Linked DNA regions of Homo sapiens: regions 2, 3, 4, 5 and 6 are each linked to region 1. A link is a contact called in ENCODE Hi-C or POLR2A ChIA-PET data. All regions are on one chromosome and are shown on one strand. Each heading gives the region's core, a stretch centred on a gene start or an enhancer-like site at or near the end of the contact. The rest is flanking DNA. Distances are from core to core; before and after follow the strand shown. Region 1 holds the start of SIGMAR1 (sigma non-opioid intracellular receptor 1). Region 2 has its middle 71 kb from the start of RNF38. Region 3 holds the start of CLTA (clathrin light chain A). Region 4 holds the start of BAG1 (BAG cochaperone 1). Region 5 holds the start of NFX1 (nuclear transcription factor, X-box binding 1). Region 6 holds the start of CCDC107 (coiled-coil domain containing 107).

Region 1 (2,642 bases), core at 65-2,564:
AATACAAAAAAAATTAGCCGGGCGTGGTGGCGGGCGCCTGTAGTCCCAGCTACTCGGGAGGCTGAGGCAGGAGAATGGCGTGAACCCGGGAAGCGGAGCTTGCAGTGAGCCGAGATCGCGCCACTGCACGCCAGCCTGGGCGACTGAGCAAGACTCCATCTCAAAAAACAAACAAATAAAAAGATAACTGTCTGTCTTGTCTTTTGGGGTATTGAGAGCATTTCTGATTACCCATTGTCTCCCCAACAGTTGTTGGAATACTGTCTGGGCAAAATTGTGCCTGGGCAGATAAAAATCAGACATGTTTAATAGGAAGTTGTTATGTTTTGTTTCCCCTTGACAGAGGAAAGCAAGAGTCCCTCAGCTCTGCCCCAACCAATCACCTGTGGCTTATGGGAGGGTGGAGGAAGGGAACCATGAGGAGGGCCCCCCCAACACACTCCTTTTCCATGCCATGCTCCCCGCAATTGTGGGCACCCCCCGCGTGAAGGGACCCACTTCTCTGACAGAGCCTTCTTACCCACCTGGGTAGAAGACCTCACTTTTGGTGGTGCCCTCTCTCCACTGGTGGAAGGTGCCAGAGATGATGGTATCCGAGATCTCAGCCCAGTAGCGCCCTGAGTGACAATCGCACATGACACTATCAGGGTATTCGCGCCATTGCATGGCCCAGCCAAACATCAGAAAGGAGGGCATGGGCCCCTTTACAACCCCAGCCTCCCAGTCTGGCCCGCCGCTAGCACTGACCCGAGTGGCCGCGGGAGCCCAAGGCGGTGCCGAAGAGCAGCACATACTCGGACAGCGAGGCGTGCAGAAGGCACATGGCGCCCATCCAGCCACCCGCATTCACGAACACCCACTGCAGCTCCTCGTCGGGCAGCACGTGGCCTGGGTGCAGCCGCCGCAGCTCCACGATCAGACGAGAGAAGGCCAGCTCGTGGTCCAGCCCTGGCGGAGGCAGAGGGGCGGCGGAGTCAGGGCTGGCACCGGTCCTAGGTCCGGGGATGGCGCCTTCGGAACCCTAGGCTCCGCTCCCAGGCCGGCCGCTCCCCTCCCTGCCCTCTGCCCGCTCACCAGCGTACTGCCGCGCCAACTGCGCTATCTCTTCGCGCTGGAAGACGAAGCTCTGCGTACCCAGCCAGAGCCAGACGACCTGGGTCAGCACCGCTGCGACAGCCAGGAGCAGCGCGGCCCACGCCCACCGCCGGCCCACGGCCCACTGCATCCCGGCGGGCGGCCTGGCACGGCGCAGCTCAGGAGGGAGCCGGGGCCTGAGGCTTTGCGCTCACGGCCTCGGAGCCCGCCGGCTGCCCACGAAGCGCTCCCCCGCCACCGCCGTGGTACGGCTCGCCCTGACCAATCGGAGCGGCCCGGGCACCTTGGCACCGCCCTTCGGTTGAACCATTTCCTCGGGGGGAGCACGGAGGAGTGGGGCGGTGCCGCGCAAGGGAGGCAAGGGGGCGGGGCCAAGTCGCCCAGCGGCAGATGTCAGGGTCTTCAGGCGAGGTCTGACCTAGCTAGCGCCACTCTACATACGGATAGGTGTGGGGATAGTGAGACCCAGAATGGACGGGCTCGCCCGAGCTCACTGGCTGGTGAAGCAGACGAGCCCGGAAGTGAAGCCTTCTGGGACTCAACGATTGTTAAGGCCCGCCTTTACCAGGACTGAAGCGGAGAGGAGGCAGTTCAAGCTGGGAGCCCCAGGGTGGGCATTCCAGAGGCGGTGACACCTGAGCAGTGTCTTTAAGAGCTCGCAGAAGGGGCATGCCAGCCCACAGGGACCAGCCCCTAGAGCAAAGGCCTCCGAGGAGAGACAGCTTGGGGTCTTCAGGGGCCTACAATTCCTTCTCTGTTCTGCGGCACAAAATGTGAGAGGAGGCCTTGTAAACCAGCTGAGGGTTATCAGCAAGGGAGGAAGGGGATTAGATTTTGCCACCGAGTGGCACAGGACTGTCGAGTGGAGGGGAGCAAGATGAGTCAGGGAGACCATGACTGTGGGCCAGGTAAGAGGGAAGGTCTGTGTCAGTGGAGATGGAAGAAAGAAATGAGCTTAACAACTCTGGAAATGGAGTTGGCAGGGCTTGATCTCTTCTTCCTGGAATACTCTTTCCCCCTTTATCCTATCCCCACTTTCCCCTTATTTGGCTAACATCCTTTGCATGTCTAGTGGGCAGTTGAGTGTCCAGGTCTCGAAGCTCAGCTCCAGTCTGGAGATAGAGCTGGGAGTTGTCATTCATTCAGATACTTTGTTGGCACTTGTATGTGCCAAGTTCTGTGGTGGCCATTAGGGATATGGCTAGAAACAATGGTCCTACTCCCCAGCTTAGAGATCTCACTGGAGAGTCTACAGAAAACCTCTAAGAATGGATGAAATCTCACAGGGAGAGAGAATAGAGTAAGATAAGGCTAAAGACAGAGCCCTGGAGAGCACCAACAGCAAAGGGTAGGCAGAGGAAGAAGAAAGCAAAAAGGAAAAGAAACAAAAGAGAAAAGAGGTAGCATTGTGCAGTGATTAAGAAATAAACTCTGGAGCTGGACTGCCTGAGTTCAAGGCCTGGCTCCTGCTACCTACTAGTTGTCTGATCTTGGGCAGTTTACTTAAAATCTCTGTAACTTAGTTTTCTTACCTGTAAAATGGAATG
Region 2 (2,642 bases), core at 49-2,548, 1.8 Mb after region 1:
AATACAAAAAATTAGCCGGGAGTAGTGGCACCCACCTGTAGTCCCAGCTACTTGGGAGGCTGTGGAGGGAGGGTCACTGGAGCCTGGGGAGATCGAGACTGCAGTGAGCCAGGATCATGCCACTGCACTCTAGCCTGAGTGACAGAGTGAAACCCTGTCTCAAAACAAAAACAAAGAAAAAGGAAATAATGCTCAAGAAGCCAGGATGAGATGGATGGGCTTGATTCTCCTCGGTTGTTTCTACTCCACCACAGTGGCTCTCAGAACACACCCTGCCCTTCATGTGCATTAGCATCACCTAGGAACCTGTTTAAAATGAAATCTGCAGGCCCCACCCAGTGAGGTGAATCAAAAGCACTGGTGGGGGTGTCCAGCTTTTAAAGTCTAAGAACCACTACTCTACCTCCTGGTACTCAAAACTTTCTTCACCATCACCTGATGCCTTGCCAGAAATCGGCATTTTAACAAGATCCCCCTGGTCTACCTCAGGGCCACAAACCATAAGCCCCAATCCATAATGCTTCGCACCCATCCACACAGTGTCTGAGTGGTTTCTGGGAATGGGAAGTAGGGGAGGCCCACTGAAAGAGCAGTGGTTTTTCTCTCTTTGAATATGAATCTATCACTTACCAATCCTGTGGGAAAAACAGCACTGCATGCCCTAGTTAGACAAGAGTATGTTGTGTGTGTGACAGAAAGCACACAACTACCATTAAACTGCCATGGAAATTTATTCCGCTTAGATGTCACTGTTATGTTATAAGCTATTTTTCTTTTAAAATAAGGGAATTTCAATTTTAACCCCAGGCATAATAAAATTAACAAGATTGTCTAACCTTTGTTTGTATTGCTAATATTGTAGCAGGAATCTGTCACCTTAAAACAAACCAACCAAGGGGATATACCTTACCTTCTCTGCTCGAACAAGGACACCTTCACCAACATCTAGCCCCCACTTCCATGCAGCAGCCCCCATCTCCATACAGCATGGAGGAAGGAAAACTATTTCCAGTATTCCACCTTTAACTTCCTGCTGCCTCCCTCAAAGACTCATAGATTTTATTTCAAAATCTGAACCCGAAGGCCCCTAACTCCATCTCTCCCTTTGCTTCTCTCTCATTTTCCTCCACTGAGACTTCTCTGGTCTGTGGTACTGCAAACATGTCGGCTCTTCCAGCAAATCTACAGGTGAACTACGTACATATTTATGCCTAAGAATTGTACTGTCTCACTGCTCATTCCAGCTTGACTCAGCCTAACACAACGATGTGCTTTTTTAAGGCACTTCCAGTTTCACTTCTAGCTCCTACCAGGCTTCCGCCCCGCCCCAATGCAACATAGCCCCCTCAGTTTCCCAGACCCAGGAAGTAGCAAGGTCAATTCTGTGAGGCCCATATCCAATTTGACTTGCCTCTCTCTTCTTAAAGCAATCTTGGAATTAAAATTTCTAAAGCCCCCTTTCAATTTAATAACTTTTCTTCCATAGAAACAAGAGGTTTTAATCAAGCCTTAAAAATAAATTTGAGCCTTGTGTTTTTAATCACATAGCATTGGGAAAAATAATATAACTATTCTACCAAATTTCAAAAGGAAACATGTTTACATCTCAAATGTGCTACAAAAAGATCCTGGTATGGTAAAACTAGTTTGATTTCGACTCCCACCCCAACCTTTTTTAAACTTCTCCAACACAGTTCCAGAATAACTTGTCAAAATCACTTCTGAAGCGGTAATCCCAGCTACTCCAGAGACTGAAGTGATCGCCTGAGCCCAGGAGTTCCAGGCCAGCCTGGGCAAAATAGTGACTCTTATCTCAAAATAACAAAACAAAACTCACCCTGTCAATTAGACTCAAAAGATGTATAGTACTAACTAAACATTCCAGAGTCAAATTGTAACTTCAGTTTTTATCTCAACACAGAATTTATGAGTTGCACATAAATTTACTTTACTTCTTTTTAGAAATGGAGTCTTGCTATGTTGCCTGGGATGGTCTCAAACATCTGGCCTCAAGTCATCCTCCCACCTCAGCCTCCCAAGTAGCTGGGATTACAGGTGAGCCACCGCATCCAATTTACAAATTCACTTTAAAAAGTCAAATCTTTTCACTTCTTGCTTTGCTTCTTGGATTTGTTTGGGGAAGAGGAATGTTTCTTTTTTTTAGCAAATAATGGTAGCTTTTACTTGAAGCTTTAAAATATCAATTTTAAAAAAACAATTTTAAAATAACAATTTGTTTTCAACTATATATGCAGTTTTAATAAAAATATTAGATAATTCGATTACAAGAGTTCTTGACTTACATTCCTGCCATTAGCAAAGACAGTCAACAATGTCTTAAGAGCCACCAAACATATCAATCTCTAGATATGGTCTAAACCTAAGGTTATTTTAAAAACTAAGAACAGTGAGTGTGTAGAAACTCTTCAATTATCTGGATTAATCAGCTTTTATCCTGCCTGTATAGAATCAATGTCTTCCTCCTATGAATTCCACAGTTTAGTAATTATGAAAGGCAGAGAATTCATTTTTCCTTCCTAGGTATCCATAAACCAAGCTTCTCTAACCCATAGCCCAGGATGGCTTTCAATGCAGCCCAACACAAATTCATAAATTTCTTCAAGTGTATTTCATGTGTGGTC
Region 3 (2,642 bases), core at 53-2,552, 1.6 Mb after region 1:
TTAAATGTTTTTCTTCAACACTTTCCTATGGTTCATACTTTAAATGACTTTAAAATTATGCTTTAAGTAAATATATGCTTTAAATAATTTTTATTTGCTTCATTTTTCCTTCATAGCTATCCCTTTTTTTTTGTCATCAAAGATATGTGCGTTTTTTATAAAAACACTTTCTTGTCCCCTGCTGACTACCTCTGGAAGCTTCTTGTTGACCTCTGGTTTTTTGGTTTCTTTTTTTGGCTTTTCATTTCTTAGGGTGGTGGTGGTGGTAGTGAAGGAGAGGGGTCTTCTGGTGGCCCCTGCATAAGCACTCCCCCTCAACATGAGCATGATTAACTGGAACCACTGTTATTTCTGTGGTGTAGACAAAATGAGCCATGTAGCTATTAACATCTCCCTGATTTAAAAAGAAACACGGAACTTTCTTTTTCCTGCTGTCCTTAGGGAGGAAAGGTGTAAATATAAGAGACTGTAGCTAGTATCTTGGAAGTCCCCAGGAGACAGGCGTTTCCTCTTGGTCACTGACTCTCTGGGTCACTGACGCTCCTTGAACAGCAGGGCCACCGTGTCTCCCTTTGAAGCAAGTGATCCTTAAGGAATTTTCCAGGTTTAGTAACTTCTGTCTAGCTCCGAAAAGACGTAATGGCTGCAAAAGTGCTTCGTTGAAGAAGATAAGATATATTCATTTTTAAATAAAAATACTTATGGGCGAGAAAAATCGGAGTGGACTGAATCAATTACAGTAAATCTATGGGCTCTAAGGGAGCAAATAATCCAGGCTGGCTGAAAGAATTAAATATTTTAAATTTATAAAGCCAGGGACCCTCAAATCCATAAAAGGATTCAATCTTCTTCTTCTTTTTTTTTAGGATTCAATCTTCTAATAATCCCGGGAGGGGGCGCAAGAGCAGGATTCTTGTTTCTATTTTACGAATGAGGAAACTGAGGTTCAGAAAGCCTAAGTGGCATGCCTCTTCAGTAATCGGCCAATCGTCGCTGCCCTAACTTCACCTCACCTCCCAGTGCAGCACTAGAGTCCCCTCAGGGGTGGCCGTCCCTGGTCAGTCCAGCTCCAGCAGACGGGGTGGGTAGGACGCTCCCTATCAGGCAGCACTTCCGCCTCCCGGGGCCCGCGCAGCTCACCTCCCTCACCTCCCGCCCTACCCCAGTCACGAGTTGTTTTAGGGGGACCGCCCCTCCACTTGCTGATTGGGTAGCTCCTGAACCATTGTTGTCCTCTGATTGGTTGTTCCCTTTTCGGCTCTGCAACACCGCCTAGACCGACCGGATACACGGGTAGGGCTTCCGCTTTACCCGTCTCCCTCCTGGCGCTTGTCCTCCTCTCCCAGTCGGCACCACAGCGGTGGCTGCCGGGCGTGGTGTCGGTGGGTCGGTTGGTTTTTGTCTCACCGTTGGTGTCCGTGCCGTTCAGTTGCCCGCCATGGCTGAGCTGGATCCGTTCGGCGCCCCTGCCGGCGCCCCTGGCGGTCCCGCGCTGGGGAACGGAGTGGCCGGCGCCGGCGAAGAAGACCCGGCTGCGGCCTTCTTGGCGCAGCAAGAGAGCGAGATTGCGGGCATCGAGAACGACGAGGCCTTCGCCATCCTGGACGGCGGCGCCCCCGGGCCCCAGCCGCACGGCGAGCCGCCGGGGGGTCCGGGTGAGAGTGCGGGCGCGTTTGGGGCGAGAGGACTTGTCTGGAAACTCGGTCCACAGTGGGTCCGAGAGCTTCTGTGTGACTCGTGCTCCTTGCTGAATTAGGAGGTTAGGGAGCAGTGCAAACAGGAAACGAGACCCTGGCCCGGTCTTTCAGAAACCTAGGCTCGAGAAGCCTGTTCGGTTCTCAGCATGTTTGAGTGCTTCTGGGCGCGGGCGGAGCGAGAAAGCAAGTGTAGGGTGGCAGGCTCCGGAGCCGGAAGAAGCCCGTTCAATTCAGCAACTTTTCATTAAGCATTTGCTGTGCCTTTAGTCCGGTCTCTGAAGCAACCGCATTGGCGCAGTTTTTCCAGACTTATAAGCTTATAAGTCTGAGCCGAGCACAGAACTCGTTATTAGAAAAGGAGGGCGGAAAAAAATAAGAATGGAAATATCGTTTTTGAGAGATACAAACAAAAGTAGCAATGCAGTTCAGCATTTAAGCACTTAAGGTGTACAGAGTGTTGGATTACGAGGAGGAAGGAGGGAGTAGGGAACTCGAAAGATGATCTAGGTCTGGAGAAAGAACTGCCAAGCGCGGTAGGAGTTTGCTATCGTTGAGCGATTGATTTACAGCTAGGACTTCTGGAGCTCTTCCTCTGGGAACAGCTTTGGTAGGCAATATTGCCTAAGCAGAACCCAAGATTAGCCTAAACCAATCAGGGAGGGATGAAGAGGTGAATAGAGAATGTTCTCAGCCAAACTCAAGTAAAAATGGGGCAGGTAGGATGGCAGTTTGACCTTTGGATGCCTTAACCTGTGTGTGATGCTTAGGATCATGAGTGGAAAAGACCTACTTAATAATACAAAGAAGTAGGAAATTTAGCTAGAAGAAATGAAATACGGCTTTTCATTCACTTAAAAAATTCCAACTAAGGGAGAATAGGGCACTACTGGGGCATATAGGAGTAGTGTCTACCCTAAATTCAAACCTTAAGGAGCCAGGTAGGTA
Region 4 (2,642 bases), core at 104-2,603, 1.4 Mb before region 1:
CTGAACACACTTGAGTGCATCCATGATTTGTGCTAAGTAAACAGACAAATGCATACGAACAGCAGAGCCTTTCTTTCTGAAGAAGAGACGCCAATTCTTTTCCAGGGATGCGGACAGCAAGGAGGGAGCCTGTGTACAGTACATTACACCAAGGTTTGGTTCCCCCAACAGCTCCGTGAGGTCAGCAGGAGCCAGGGTTACCAAATCTACTTCACAGAGGAGAAACCGGATTCTTAGAAGAAGCCGTCCATCCCAAGGTCACTCAAAACCGCAGGATCTAGAATCCAGGTCTCCAGATTCCCAGACCCTTGGGCCTCCCCTAGCTGGTTCTAGAGAAACCTCATGGACTCAGCTCTCCGGTGTACTGACTTCATTTGGTGGTGTGTCAACTCCAACAGTAGGCAGACCCAAAGGGTGCCCAGAGTACAACGCTTGGACCCACGGCCAACTCAAGCGGCGCACACGGAGAAGGCACTCAGCACACGAGGAGCACCCCGGCATGCACGAAGTTCTGACTTATCACACACGGAGCAGTCGTAGACCACATGGCCCAATATATGCCTGACACAAAGGGCACAATAACTGCGCGGGCACACAAACACAACCAGGCCCACGACGTAAAGCACGGAGAAGCTCAAACACCCAGGATCGCACAAATGACCAGAGACAAAATACACCGGCCACATGGAAAAGTGTACAGACACAAGCCCGGGACAAAAGACAGTTCCACGGACACAACCAATAACCCACGCTTCCGGACGCCAGGACAAGCGCAAGGTCACACGCTTCTGGAGGACACGTGACTAAACCCACAGACCCCGCCGGGCTTTCGGGACCTGCATGGAGCCCACCTGGCGCCCGACACTCACTGTGGGTGACAGTCACGGTGAGCCCAGCTGCCGCCATTTCCTCCCTGGTCACCTCCTCGCTCCGGGTCGACTCCTCGTCCCGGGTCACCTCCTGGCTCCGATTCATCTCTTCGCCCTGGGTCGCCTCCTCACTCTGGGTCGCCTCTTCACTCCAGGTCGCTTCCTCACTCAGGGTCAACTCCTCGCTCCGGGTCAACTCCTCGCTCCGGGTCGAGCGGCGCCGGGTTTTCTTCTTCATCCGCGGCCTGCGAGCGCCGGCGGCGGCGCCCCTGGTGGGTCGGTCATGCCCGCTGGCAGTACTCCGGGCAGGTGGACGCCCAGAGGGAGGCGGACCACGCTGGGCCGGGGGCTCCGACTGGCGCGGCTCCCGGCCTGGCCGAAGGGCGCGCAGCCGGGAACCCAGCCGCTCCCGGTCGCCTCGCGGTCTCCGCGCCCCCCCGCGCTGAGCCAGGCCCGCACTTGTTGACCGCCCAGCGATGGAAGCTGAGCGCGGCGTCTCACAACCCCGCCCGACTACTTCCCAGCCCCGCCCCGGCCTGCCGGCCCCGCCCTCGCCCTATGCCGCGTTAGTTGCCTCCAGGCCCCACCCACTCAACTGAGGCCCCGCCTTGCTACAGTAAAACCCCTCCCACTCCTTCTACCAACACCCCGCCCCCTGCAGGCTCTCTCCGAGAGCACCAAGTCCTTTTGCTCTCCATCCCCGGAAGACCCGGCTGAAAATCCGGAAAAAGAATCGGGAAACGCCAGGAGGCATATTGCGCTTGCGCACGGAGGGGCCGGAAGTCGAGGCGGGAGTGACTCTGCTTCCGTTTCTGGTTTTGCTCTAGTGTTTGGGTTTCTTCGCGGCTGCTCAAGATGAACCGACTCTTCGGGAAAGCGAAACCCAAGGCTCCGCCGCCCAGCCTGACTGACTGCATTGGCACGGTGGGCATTTGATCATGCATAAGTAGGCTCAGGACCTCTGACACACCCGACCCCGCCCACCCCCAGCCCCGGGCCCATATTCTTCCACTTCATTTCGGGTCCTGGGCCCCTTACACGTCGTCCCTCTCTATCTCACCTTCTCCCCTTCATCCCTGTTACCCAAGTCATTCCTAACGCCACAAACCAGGGAACCCCTAACCCCATCACTGCCTTGCCCTGCCAGCACCCAACCCGTTTTGATGCCCATTGCCCGTCCACTCGCTCTCGCCTTGATCCTCTCACCTCACCCAGCCCTAGGCCCATACACCCTTCCCACCTCATCCTGCCTGATCCCTTACCCTTCTTCCATCTGTCATCCCCAGTCCACATCAGGACTCAGCTTGATATCCTAGGTCAACATATCTGTGCCTTCGTCCTGGATCTCAGTAACACAAAACTCAGAACCCTAGCCCCTCAGATTAAGCCACCATCCCCGATTTAGGGAATGGCATTAGATCTACAATCAGCTGGTTTCACTTGGCACTGGCCCATTTCATGTGCCTCTTGGAGGAACTCTCAGCCTGGCTAGTCTCTGATTCTAGGGAAATTCCAACTCAACTCAGTGATTCTCAAATTATTTTCTGCCCCAACCCACTTGAAGGCTACCTGGTATATCAGAATCGGGGCAGTGTGGCGGGGGGTAAGAGAATAATTTATAAAGCCCAGGGTTTCTGGTTGGGAATACCCTTCTTTGTGAACCACTGTTTTTCACCCTTCCCCTTAAGCTCCTCTTTTCTTCCTCTGTATTCCTTCCTCTCTACCTGCCCCTTCTGGAATAAGTGTATTGCAGTAACTACCAGTGCATTTGAT
Region 5 (2,642 bases), core at 107-2,606, 1.3 Mb before region 1:
AAAGCACAATGCCCTGGTCACTTGGCAAGTGGCTGGGCCTGACGGAGGCCAAGGGGCAGACCGGGGCTCCAGCCAGACCCCCGAAAGGAAGCAGGTGCTCCCCCACTTCCAGGACTTAGTTGGGGCGGGGGGCCCAGCTCCTGGGCCTAGGGTCTTCTCACCCCCACCCCCTTGTCCTGGGTAGGCCCCTGCCTGCCCCTCTCTGCCTTTTCCTCGGGTGTCCCTCCTCGAGCCCCTGCGGCACTGGCTTGGGTGGCAGAGCCCACTTGTTTCAGGGACCCCAGGAGGTGGTGCCCCCTGGCTCCTGGGACTGTGTGTGGGTCTGGGGGGTGGGGGGGTGGGGAGAAGCGTCGGGCAGGGGGTGCAGGGGAGGAAACTCCTCACCAGGAAAGCCAAAGACAGGGTTGTGCCTTACCTCAGGAGCCACCCGTTCCCCCTTGCCCTGCCGTTCACCCTCCACCTTTCCCCCCGGGCGGCCTGCTGCTTTTTCCTTCTCTTCCTCCCCTGCCCTGCCCTGAGCTGCATGGTTCCCCTACCCTGGGAAGCCAGGAAGGAATCTGAATGGAGAATCACCAACCACCAAAGAAAAAAAGACTGCGGGGCCCTCCCCTGCCAACTCCCCTTCCCTGGCCGCCCACTCACCCACACCTCTTTCACGCAGGACAGGCTGCCCACCCTGTCCACGTGAAGTGCCAACGCCCTCCCCACCCTGGGCCGAGCCCCCACCCCTCCCTGGGCCCCCAAGTGAGATTGCACATTTAACTACTGTAAGGAGAGGAGCGGCGTTGGCAAATGTGAACCATGAGAATATCGGTGATACTGATGAGAATAAACGCCTTTGTAAAAAAAAAAAAAAAAAAAAAAGTCTGGAGCCAGGCGTGGTGGCTCGCCTGTAAGCCAAGCACTTTAGGAGGCCAAAGCGGCAGGATCGCTTGAGGCCAGGAGTTGGAGAGACTAGCCTGGGCAACATGGCGAAACCCGTCTCTACTAAAAATAGCTGCGCATGGTGGCTCCGCCTGTAGTTCCAGCTACCGGAAGGCTGAGGCGGGAGGATTAGAGACTGAAGCTATAGTGAGCCATGATCAGACCACTGCACTCAAGCCTGGGTAAGGCAGCAAGACCCTATATCAAAAAATAAAAAAAGGAAAACCACAATGATTACGCAAGTCGCCGCCCTCCCTCCTGCGATTGTTGCTATTTCCATCCAGCTACTAGTCTCCTCCTCCCGCCCGACACCTGGCGCGTCTATCTGACGTCACGAACGCGCCACACAGATTCGGGCTGCGCAACCTCTGTGGCCGTCTACACGGCGCGCAGATGCGAATATTCTCGCGGCGCCGGAAGTCCGGGGCACGTGACCTGGTGACAGTGCTGACTTGGCTGTACAGCTCGATCTAGGTTCTGCGGCACGGGATGGCGGAGGCGCCTCCTGTCTCAGGTATTGTCCCGGCCCGAGCGGGACTGGGCCCCTTTCAGGGAGCGGAAATTGGGTCAGTGACGAAGTTCTAGGGCCTCAGCCACTCATATCGCGAGAGTAGCACATGCTAGGGCGTAGGATAGTGGCTCGGAAGGGCCAAGCCCCGCGCATCGTGCGTACGAAGATCTGTGTCTTCTTGGACTAGATGGTGAAGCCCAGTAGCTGGGTTTCGGAGGAGAGAGGACTTGTCCCGGCGCTGCGAGTCGATGTGGGTGCCCTGCCTTCCCACAGGCTGTTTCTGGGGCAGCGGCGCACTGACCTTCGACAGGCGGGCGTCGGCCAGGTCACAGCCAGTGACGGTGGCGGGCTCTTGACGTGTAGGGTGTGGTGTGCTCATACCGCCTGGAGTGGTGGCGTGGGCGCGAGCCGAATTCCAGTAGTTTAGAGTCTCAGCCTGCTGCGAACCCCGTGTGACTCAGTCTCAGTCTCCTCATCTGTCAGTTGGGAGTAGATAAGTTAATTCCTGTGATGGCTCCCGCCCTGTACTGTACCTATTCTGTAATTGTTCACTCACTCCCCCTCCTGGAGTTGCCTCAGTGTGTAGAGACAGCCTCATTTGTTCGTTGATATAACATCCATTTCCTCAGGGTGTTCCATAGATCAGTGTTTTCCAAATGTGTTGGACAGCAACCAAAAGAAACATTTTGCATCGCGACCTTAAATATTGTACACTTACATAAATATAAAAGCGAACCAGAAGTTTCTGGAAGCAGTGAGGTTGGTTGGTTTGTTTTACAATCAGCAATATATTCTGTTTTCTGTTTCGTTTAAAAATATGTCACAGCCCACTGCCTTCATTTGATTTTATGGCCCACTCTGGAAAACAGGGCAGCAGTTTGCAGAATGGAGTTTGGAAACCATTGGTTTGAATCTCAGCTCTGTCCCTGACCAGCCGTTGGGGCACCAAGAAGACCATATATGTATTTGTATACTGGGTGGCAGGTAAAATGTATTTATTACTATGGTTCTTAGTTTAAAAAGTTAGGGCCGGGCGTGGTGGCTCACGCCTGTAATCCTAGCACTTTGGGAGGCCGAGGTGGACGGATCACGAGGTCAGGAGATCGAGACCATCCTGGCTAACACGGTGAAACCCCGTCTCTACTAAAAATACAAAAAATTAGCTGGGCATGGTGGCACGCGCCTGTAGTCCCAGCTACTCCGGAGG
Region 6 (2,642 bases), core at 49-2,548, 1.0 Mb after region 1:
CAGTAGTAGCTGCTCAAGTTAAAAAATCACTAGAGTCCGTCGGGGTGGCACGTGCCTGTAATGTCAACTACCCGGGAGGCTGAAGCGGGAGGATCCCAGGAGTTTAAGACCAGCCTGGGCAAGAGAGCGACCCGCCGTTCCAAAAAAAAAAAAATCACTAATAAGTAGGCACGGTTCTAACTTGAGTGATCCCATTTAATCATCATAGCTCTTGAAGTAAGTGCTTATCTTCATTCCTCAGAGTGGAAAGGAAGGCACGGAGAGAGAACTAAGTTTCACAAGGTCACCGCTCTTGAGTACAGGAGGCAGGATTCTAGCCCAAGCAGAGTCCATATGTTGTGTACCAGCTACACAGTGAATGGTGGCTACTATGGCGTTTGCCAAAGGGAGAGGGAGGTAGAAGAGGAGGCTGTTTCAGGAATGCTCCATATTTGGAGTAATGAGCACAAGGACTTCATAGCAAGGCCAAGAACAGCGTAAAGCTGCCCGCGCATGAAAAGCAGCCGCGTTGACCGGGCGCGGTGTCACGCCTGTAATCCCAGCACTTTGGGAGGGCGAGGTGGACTGATCGCTTGACACCAGGCGTTCGAGACCAGCCTGGGCAACAGGTGAAAATCCGTCTCTACAAAAAATACAAAAATTAGCCAGGCATGATGGCGTGCGCCTGCGGTCCCAACTACTTGGGAGCCTGAGGTGAGGCATCGCGTGAGCCCGGGGAGGTCGAGGCTGCAGTGAGCCGTGGTCTCGGGAACAAAAAACAGCCGCGCTGAGAATGAGCCCCGTGTGGTTGGTGCGCGGACACGCACTGCCTGCGTAACTAGAGGGAGCTGACGGATGACGCCCCCGCGCCACGCCGCTCAGCGGGATACGCTTCTTGGCGGACTTTGGAGTGGGAAGCGGGGAATGTCTACGTGCGTATGCACGTGGCACTCTCTGCCCGAGGTCCGGGGACTTTCCCCTAGGCGGAAAGGGGAGGAACAGAGTCCTCAGTGTGTAGCCTAGGATACAGGCCTTCAGCACGAACCACGTCCTCAGCTTCACAGAGTAGTATTTTATAGCCCTAAAGAAATTGTGTTTTATGATTAGGGTGAGAAAGTTGGTGGCGTGAGATTAAAAAAACCGTTTTCGGGCATAACTTTCTAAGACTATAGGCTTTCAGAGGCATTGTGGCTAGCAGAATAGCTAATAGACACGAAATGAACAAATACAGGAAAGCTAGAATGACACTATCTTATGCAAATATGGTCTGGCCCCGCCCTACGGGGAGTGGGCGTGGCCTCCCCGGAGCCGGCCGGCCTGCTCGCGTGCGCGTGCGCGTTGGGGCGGCCGGCCAATGCCGGACCGCTTCGGCACCGCCCGCCCGATCCCTCCACCCGTGGGCCGGCAATGGCGGGCGCAGTTTCGCTCTTGGGTGTGGTGGGGCTGCTGCTTGTGTCTGCGCTGTCCGGGGTCCTAGGAGACCGCGCCAATCCCGACCTCCGGGCACACCCAGGTACCAGCTAGGGCTGCTGGAGGAGGGCTGGGACTGCGCACGGGTCCCAGGCCCCAGCTCGGCTGACTCGCCTGTATCCTCCCTCCGCAGGGAACGCAGCCCACCCCGGCTCTGGAGCCACGGAACCCCGGCGGCGACCACCGCTCAAGGATCAACGCGAGCGGACCCGGGCCGGGTCGCTGCCTCTGGGGGCGCTGTACACCGCGGCCGTCGCGGCTTTTGTGCTGTACAAGTGTTTGCAGGTACGGGGCGGCCGGGGGTAGGGGTGCCCCTGCAGGTGCGGGACCGCCGGGCGTGGGGATCCCCTGAGCCCGAATCTCCCATGGGGGTGCCAGGGTACCAAGAACAAGACACAGCTTCCCTGTCTGTAAAATAAAGACAGTAGTCCGTTGGCCTTCCAATATTATGAGGTTATTTTGAGGATCCAGGGAGGTAACGGATGTGAAGAGCGTGTGGTGAACTGTAAATAATGACTATCACATTTAGTTCTCCTACAATCCAGTGAGGAGTAGTCACTTGCTCGAGGTCACCCAGCGCTGGCAACTGCTGGAGCTGGGATTTGAACCCAGCTAGCAGTGTCCATGCTACAAGAGTGGGGCCAGCCTTGGCACAGGAGGTTGATTGCTGCAGCCAGTGTTTCTAGAGTTCCAGATATGAAGTGGTCTCATGTTCTCCTTGGGAGGAGGCCCTGAAATGTAAGTTGACAGTACATTTTGAAAAACAGTACCTTCCAGGGCTGTGTCTTTAGCCGTGACCCTATTACGTACTTGCATTATAAAATAGAACCGATGGAACCAGTTTAGATATATGAAACTAGAAGAGATAGCTAATAATGACCCCAGGTAGATGTGACAGGCTAGGATGAATGACTGAATTTAATGATGAACTTTGAGAAGGATAGACTAGTAAATTCTGTTCTTGGACCTGAGTACAGTCTGGGAGAAACATAATGTAGCAGGAGGTCTTATGAAAGAGAGTTAGGCATTCCAGTTGACTGAGTTCACTGTGGGATGTGACAAGCCACTTCCCAAATCAGTGCTGGGAACATGGCACTGTGCTTCACCTGCCAATCAGAATGCCCCTGGAGAATTGTATTCTCCTCAGGGCATTGCTTTAAGAGCACTACGTGTTCAGGAAACAACCAGAGAAA

What was found. A loop is a pair of places that touch in the nucleus more often than their neighbours do. ChIA-PET counts read pairs that join two places held with the same protein, here RNA polymerase II (POLR2A). Pooled maps may share reads with other maps.
Region 2: a pooled map shows a loop between it and region 1 (2.1-fold over the local background). The contact joins the enhancer-like site here to the promoter of SIGMAR1 in region 1. A Hi-C loop is called at or near these places in 8 of 50 pooled maps. POLR2A ChIA-PET finds 5 or more read pairs at or near these places in 2 of 52 experiments (activated CD4-positive, alpha-beta T cell and activated T-cell).
Region 3: a pooled map shows a loop between it and region 1 (6-fold over the local background). The contact joins the promoter of CLTA here to the promoter of SIGMAR1 in region 1. A Hi-C loop is called at or near these places in 6 of 50 pooled maps.
Region 4: a pooled map shows a loop between it and region 1 (12-fold over the local background). The contact joins the promoter of BAG1 here to the promoter of SIGMAR1 in region 1. A Hi-C loop is called at or near these places in 1 of 168 maps with a recorded cell type or tissue (posterior vena cava) and 5 of 50 pooled maps.
Region 5: a loop to region 1 is called in a pooled map, with 5 times the contacts of the local background. The contact joins the promoter of NFX1 here to the promoter of SIGMAR1 in region 1. A Hi-C loop is called at or near these places in 7 of 50 pooled maps. POLR2A ChIA-PET finds 5 or more read pairs at or near these places in 2 of 52 experiments (activated B cell and activated T-cell).
Region 6: a loop to region 1 is called in a pooled map, with 21 times the contacts of the local background. The contact joins the promoter of CCDC107 here to the promoter of SIGMAR1 in region 1. A Hi-C loop is called at or near these places in 2 of 37 single-sample maps with no recorded cell type and 7 of 50 pooled maps.

The regions. Positions count from the first base shown.
Region 1 is chr9:34,636,473-34,639,114 of GRCh38, forward strand. It overlaps SIGMAR1 (sigma non-opioid intracellular receptor 1), which reads right to left and starts at 1,315. Exons shown (of 4, transcript NM_005866.4): 1 at 1,075-1,315; 2 at 748-948; 3 at 525-617. The coding sequence starts at 1,225. RefSeq lists a silencer at 1,065-1,554.
Region 2 is chr9:36,469,818-36,472,459 of GRCh38, forward strand. It overlaps a transcript of RNF38 not described here. Among named protein-coding and RNA genes, the nearest start is that of RNF38, 71 kb to the left of the region's middle. Within about 2 kb of position 1,299, at least 30 of the 41 ENCODE cell types and tissues checked have a DNase peak (open chromatin) inside an H3K27ac peak, as active enhancers do.
Region 3 is chr9:36,189,619-36,192,260 of GRCh38, forward strand. It overlaps CLTA (clathrin light chain A), which reads left to right and starts at 1,303. Exons shown (of 5, transcript NM_001833.4): 1 at 1,303-1,655. The coding sequence starts at 1,439. RefSeq lists enhancers at 938-1,563, 1,279-1,498.
Region 4 is chr9:33,263,355-33,265,996 of GRCh38, forward strand. It overlaps BAG1 (BAG cochaperone 1), which reads right to left and starts at 1,354. Exons shown (of 7, transcript NM_004323.6): 1 at 870-1,354. The coding sequence starts at 1,320. It overlaps CHMP5 (charged multivesicular body protein 5), which reads left to right and starts at 1,695. Exons shown (of 8, transcript NM_016410.6): 1 at 1,695-1,793. The coding sequence starts at 1,725. RefSeq lists enhancers at 363-412, 543-1,132, 1,663-1,902 and a silencer at 1,163-1,482.
Region 5 is chr9:33,289,160-33,291,801 of GRCh38, forward strand. It overlaps NFX1 (nuclear transcription factor, X-box binding 1), which reads left to right and starts at 1,357. Exons shown (of 24, transcript NM_002504.6): 1 at 1,357-1,438. The coding sequence starts at 1,414. It also overlaps the pseudogene LOC100862682. RefSeq lists enhancers at 1-247, 953-1,372, 1,383-1,432, 1,402-2,601, 1,583-1,632.
Region 6 is chr9:35,656,994-35,659,635 of GRCh38, forward strand. It overlaps CCDC107 (coiled-coil domain containing 107), which reads left to right and starts at 1,299. Exons shown (of 5, transcript NM_174923.3): 1 at 1,299-1,492; 2 at 1,583-1,734. The coding sequence starts at 1,387. ARHGEF39 (Rho guanine nucleotide exchange factor 39) reads right to left here. Exons shown (of 9, transcript NM_032818.3): 9 at 2,350-2,642. It also overlaps RMRP. RefSeq lists enhancers at 63-571, 572-1,079 and a silencer at 1,162-1,421.